2 separate regions of the Homo sapiens genome follow, and region 2 is linked to region 1. A link is an interaction called in ENCODE POLR2A ChIA-PET data of the cell type or tissue named here. Cell type or tissue: PC-3. All regions are shown on one strand. Each heading gives the region's core, and the rest is flanking DNA. Links, peaks and the distances in the headings are about the cores only.

Region 1 (2,907 bases), core at 298-2,797:
TAGTCTGGGTGAATGTTTTGTTGAGAGGACCCTGTCTCAGAGAAGGTCAGCATTTGTCTGCAGCTGGCGTCTCTGCCCCAGGGAAGGAAGCGTTGCTAGCGTCAGGGAGGAATCTCCTCAGCTGCCGAGGGCAGTGGGCAGGATTCAGTGTCCAAACTCTGATGATGTCCAAATTCTGATGATGACCAGAAACTTCCAACTTGTTGAGTAACAAAAGGCATGACATTGGGAAAATGTCATGAAGTCTGCAACTCACTTTCAAATAATTTAGCACAAACTATACACGTATGCATATACGTGTATATAGACACGTATTTTTATTGTAGACAAAGTGTATATGTGTCTATAGACACGTATTTGTATTGTAGACAAAGTGAATATGGCAAAATGTTAACAATTGCGATGGGTTTCATTGTACACTTCTTTCAACTTTTTGCTATGTTTGAACATTTTTTTTCTTTCTTTCTTTTTCTTTCTTTCTTTTTTTTTTTTTTTTTGTGACATAGTCTCGCTCTGTCGCCCAGGCTGGAGTGCAGTGGCACGATCTCGGGTCACTGCAAGCTCCACCTCCCGGGTTCACACCATTCTCTTGCCTCAGCCTCTCCGAGTAGCTGGGACTACAGGCGCCCGCCACCACGCCCGGCTAATTTATTGTATTTTTAGTAGAGACGGGGTTTCACCCTGGTTTCGATCTCCTGACCTCGTGATCCGCCCGCCTCGGCCTCTCAAAGTGCTAGGATTACAAGCGTGAGCCACTGCACCCAGCCTGAACGTTTTTTTCATAATAAAAAGTCAAGCTATAATACTGTTTCATTGGGCAGCTCCTTTTGTAAATTTTTTTAAAGGATCTTTTTAATTTTTTTTTTTTTTTTTTTTTTTGAGACAGAGTCTTGCTCTGTCGCTCAGCCTGGAGTGCAGTGGTGCGATCTTGGCTCACTGCACCCTCCGCCTCCCGGGTTCAAGCGATTCTCGTGCTTCAGCCTCCTGAGTAGCTGGGACTACAGGTACCCAACACTACGTCTGGCTAATTTTTGTATTTTTAGTAGAGACGGGGTTTCACCATGTTGGCCAGGTTGGTCTTGAACTCCTGACCTCACGTGATCCACCCACCTCGGCCTCCCAAAGTGTGCTGGGATTACAGGCATGAGCCACCGCACCAAGCCACCTTTCATAATTTTTCTTTTTTATAATTTTAGAGATGGGAGTGGTGGTGTCTTGCTGTGTTGCCCAAGCTGGTCTTCAACTCCCAGCCTCAAGCAATCCTCCTGCCTCAGCCTCCAAAAGTGCTGGGATTGCAGGTGTCAGCCACCATGCCTGGCTGGACATCTCCTTATAAAGCTTGAATCCGACTACCTCTCCCTCTGTTCTAATGTCCACCATGGCTCCCTGCTACTCTGAGGATCATGTCTATACTTGTTAAGGTGGCTCTGCACCACAGACCTGTCACATCTAAAGAAGATTATGACAAATGCGTGGGCAGTAACAATAACATTGTAAATTTGATCCTCTCCGGAATTACCTACAGTCTCCCTGAACTGGTTGTTCTTTCTCTGACAGCCTCCAAGCCTTTCTGCTGTGCCCTCTGCCTGGAACCCCTTCCCTTTCCTCATTCTCCATCCTCCTATCTTTCTTCTCATTGGAGTCTCCCTGTAATTTATTTATTTATTACATTTTTTATTTTTTATTTTTATTTTTGAGACAGAGTCTCACTCTGTTGCCCAGGCTGGAGTGCAGTGGCACCATCTCGGATCACTGCAACTTTCGCCTCCTGGATTCAAGCAATTCTCCTGCCTCAGCCTCGCAAGTAGCTGGGACCACAGCTGTGCGCCACCAGGCCTGGCTAATTTTTGTATTTTTAGTAGAGACAGGGTTTTGCCATATTGGTCAGGCTAGTCTCGAACTCCTGACCTCAGGTGATCTGCTCACCTTGGCCTCCCAAAGTGCTAGATTTACAGGTGTGAGCCACCGTACCTGGCCTTACTTTTTTAAGAGACAGGGTCTACCTGTATTGCCCTGGCTGGAGTGCAGTGGTGCGATCATAGCTCACTGCAGCCTCAAACTCTAGGCTCCAGTTATCCTCTTACCATAGCCTCCCAGGTGGCTAGGACTACAGGCATGAGCCACCGTGCCCAGCTAGGGGTCTCTCTTTAAAGCCACTTTTTCGGGGAAGCATCCTCTGACCCCGGAACCTCACCAAGGTTTCCCTCATTGTATTTCCACTTTGTGGCCTAGCTTTGTCCTCTGAGCACTACTGCAATTCGCTATTATATATTTGTTTTTTGATTTTTTAGACAGAGTCTCCCTCTGTCACCCAGGCTGGAGGGCAGTGGCACGATCTTACCTCACTGCAGCATCTGCCTCCCAGTTTCAAACGATTCTCCTGCCTCAGCCTCCCAAGCAGCTGGGATTACAGGCGCCCACCACCACGCCTGGATAATTTTTGTATTTTTAGTAGAGACAGGGTTTCACTATGTTGACCAGGCTTGTCTCAAACTCCCGACCTCAGGTGATCTGCCCACCTCGGCCTGCCAAAGTCCTGGGATTACAGGGTTAAGCCACCATGCCCGGCCTTGCTATTACATAGTTGATTCTGTCTTTTGCATCTGTTCCTCTCACTCGGCTCTAAGCTCCCTGGGGTGGCATGGAAGCCAGCATGTGGAAGTGGGCACCCCTGTCTGTACCCCCTAGTTCCCAGTATATGGACTGGCACACAGGGGCTGCTCATTCACTCTAGTTAGAATGGATGCTTCACTTTCAGCGAACATGCCCCCTCCTCCAGGAAGCCCTCCCTGCCCCTCCTCACCTCCTCAGATCATCCTCAAAGGGCAGGAAAAGCCATTTCTTTGGCATGTCCTTGAGGAACAGGTCCTGCTGCTCCTCCGTGGAGTCCTGGGACACGTACACCAG
Region 2 (2,907 bases), core at 181-2,680, 280 kb after region 1:
GCCAGGCATGGTGGCTTACGCCTGTCATCCCAGCACTTTGGGAAGCTGAGGCAGGCGGATCACCAGAAGTCGGGAGTTTGAGAACAGCCTGGCCAACATAGTCACACCCCGTCTCTACTAAAAATACAAAAATTAGGGCCGGATGCAGTGTCTCACTCCTGTCATCCTAGCGCTTTGGGAGGGTGAGGTGGGTGGCTCACCTGAGGTCAGGAGTTCGAGACCAGCCTGACCAACCTGGTTAGCGGGGCGTGGTGGCACACGCCTGTAATCCCAGCTACTCTGGAGCCTGAGGCAGGAGAATCACTTGAACCCGGGAGGCAGAGGTTGCAGTTACCCGAGATCGCGTCACTGCACTCCAGCCTGGGCGACAAAAGCAAAACTCCGTCTCAAAAAAAAAAAAAAAAAATTATTCGGGCGTGGTGGTGGGTGCCTGTAATCCCAGCTACTCGAGAGGATAAGGCAGGAGAATCGCTTGAACCTGGGAGGTGAAGGTTGCAGTGAGCTGAGATGGCCTGGGCAACAAAGTGAGACTGTCTCAAAATAAATAAATAAGGCCGGGCGCAGCGGCTCAACGCCTGTAATCTTAGCACTTTGGGAACACCTGAGGTCAGGAGTTTGAGACCAGCCTGGCCAACATGGTGAAACCCCGTCTCTACTAAAAATACAAAAACTAGCTGGACGTGGTGGCGGGCGCTTGTAATGCCAGCTACTCAGGGGACTGAGGCAGGAGAATCACTTGAACTCGGGAGATGGAGGTTGCAGTGAGCCGAGATCGCACCATTGCACTCCAGGCTGGGGGACAAAAGCGAGACTTCATCTCAAAATAAATAAATAAATAAATAAATAAATAAATAAATAAATAAATAAAGTGTCGTCCTGTCCACCAGCACATCTTCCTGTTGTATTTCCTTTTAATCCATAGCCCTAGCAGACTCTTACTTGTTTATATGTTTATATGTCAATATGTTTATATTGATTCCCCCAACTGTGAGCCCATGAGAGCTGCACCCTCTCCATCTTGGTTGTTTCTGGGTGCCCGCTGCCCAGGACAGGACCCAGTACCTGTACCCACACACCAGGTTCTTGGGAAATGTTGGTTGTGCCCCAGCTTGGCAGCACTGCTGGGTGACCTCGGGAATGTTCCTTAACCTCTCTGGGCTTCTCCTCTTCCCCAGTCTCAGAAATAAGAAAGTTGGCCTGAACCTCCAGGAAGAGCAGGGAGCCTTGGGCTGTTTTGGCAACTGGACCCCTGAGTTTTCTTCCCTGGCCTGTTCGGCCCCAGGCACTCCAGACAGGCCTGACCTATGTCATCCTGTCCTCCCCACCCCCTACAGCATCCTTTGGGATCTGGGCCCAGGGCAGGTGTGAGCTGTGGTACCAGCACACCCATGTCAAGTCCTGCCTCTGACGTGTGTTTGCTGTGTGACTTCCAAGAGTAGCTTGCTTTCTCTGAGCTCTGTTTCCCCTGGCCCAGGCTTGGGAGTGGAGTGTCTGGGGGAGTGTGGATGCAGTTCAGACCTCACCTGACAGGTGTGGATAGTACCAGGGCCAGGGCCCCCAAGAAGCTCCCAGGCTGGAGGGGGAGGGGGCAATGCCTAACATAACATCCCAGTCCTGGGGGATCAGCACTGGCTTGGAAGGAAAACCAGATGGGTTTTCAGGAGCCTGGGAAGCTAGCTGGAGGGCTTCTTGAAGGAGAGGACCACATAGGAACTAAGAGCTAAAGGTGGGAAGGAAATCTGGGATGCCAGAAGGAGGACTTCCTGGAGGAGGGGACCACATAGGAACTAAGAGCTAAAGGTGGGACGGGAGCCTGGGAGGCCAGAAGGAGGGCTTCCTGGAGGAGGGGACCACAAGAGCTAAAGGTGGGAAAGGAGCCTGGGAGGCCAGATGGAGGGCTTCCTGGAGGAAGGGACCATAAGAGCTAAAGTTGGGAAAGGAGCCTGGGAGGCCAGATGGAGGGCTTCCTGGAGGAGGGGACCAAACAGGAACTAAGAGCTCAAGGTAGGAAAGTTACCAGTCAGATGCACCCTGAGGTGGAACGGCTTTTGTGCCCCCTGCATTGAGGTGGGTAGAGAGAGGTGAGGACAGGAATGTAGGGAGGGCCGGACCCCATAAGCATGATGGGCTGCTGAGACAGGTTTGCAGTTTTTACCAAGAGTGCTGGGGAGTCTGGGGAGTGTTTCAAGCTGGAGAAAAAGGTGAGCAGTTTCTGTTTGAAACCCCACTGTGGGTCCCAGTTAAACATTCTGGAATTGCTACACACATGCACTTCAATGGAACAGCTGAGCACGTGAAGGTGATAGGACAGGCAAGCCTCAAAATTGGGGCTTAGTCTGAGAGGGTTCTTGGCTTCACCCAGGAAGGAATTTGAGGGCAAGTCAATTGTGTTAAACAGCAACTTTTCTTTTTCTTTTTTCCTTTCTTTTTTTTTTAAGATAGGGTCTCACTCTCATGCCCATGTTGGAGTGCAGTGCCATGATCTTGGCTCATTGCAGCCTCCAGGAGTCCTCCCACCTCAGCCTCCTGAGAAGCTTGGACCACAGGCACAGTCCACCATGCCCACCTAATTTTTTTTTTGAGATGGGGTCGTCTTGCTCTGTCACCCAGGCTGGAGTGCAGTGGCATGATCTCCGCTCACTGCTCCCTCTGCCTCCTGGGCTCAAGGGATCCTCCCACCTCAGCCTCCCAAGTAGCTGGGTCTACAGGCACAAGCCATGGAGCCCAGCTAATTTTTTGTATTTTTGGCACAGGCAGGGTTTCACCATTTTGCCCAGGCTGGTCTCAAACTCCTGAGCTCACGTGATCTTCCCACCTGGGCCTCACAAAGTGCCAGGATTGCAGGTTTGAGCCACCGCACCTGGCCTAATTTTTGTATTTTTTTTTTTTTTTTTTTTTTGTAGAGAT

Evidence for each region. Peaks named below come from ENCODE experiments on the same cell type or tissue, not always from the same donor. Only the 100,000 strongest peaks of a DNase experiment are listed, where the experiment ranks them.
Region 2: POLR2A ChIA-PET joins it to region 1 with 10 read pairs; 2 of 35 experiments call an interaction of 5 or more read pairs at or near these places.

Annotation. Positions count from the first base shown.
Region 1 is chr19:17,457,741-17,460,647 of GRCh38, forward strand. NXNL1 (nucleoredoxin like 1) reads right to left here. Exons shown (of 2, transcript NM_138454.2): 1 at 2,804-2,907. Among named protein-coding and RNA genes, the nearest start is that of NXNL1, 1.7 kb to the right of the region's middle. In PC-3, for the core only: no CTCF peak of the experiment used is centred there; no DNase peak of the experiment used is centred there; H3K27me3 peaks cover 5 bases.
Region 2 is chr19:17,739,755-17,742,661 of GRCh38, forward strand. All of the region lies in intron 3 of FCHO1-AS1 (FCHO1 antisense RNA 1), which reads right to left. Among named protein-coding and RNA genes, the nearest start is that of FCHO1-AS1, 10 kb to the right of the region's middle. In PC-3, for the core only: no CTCF peak of the experiment used is centred there; no DNase peak of the experiment used is centred there.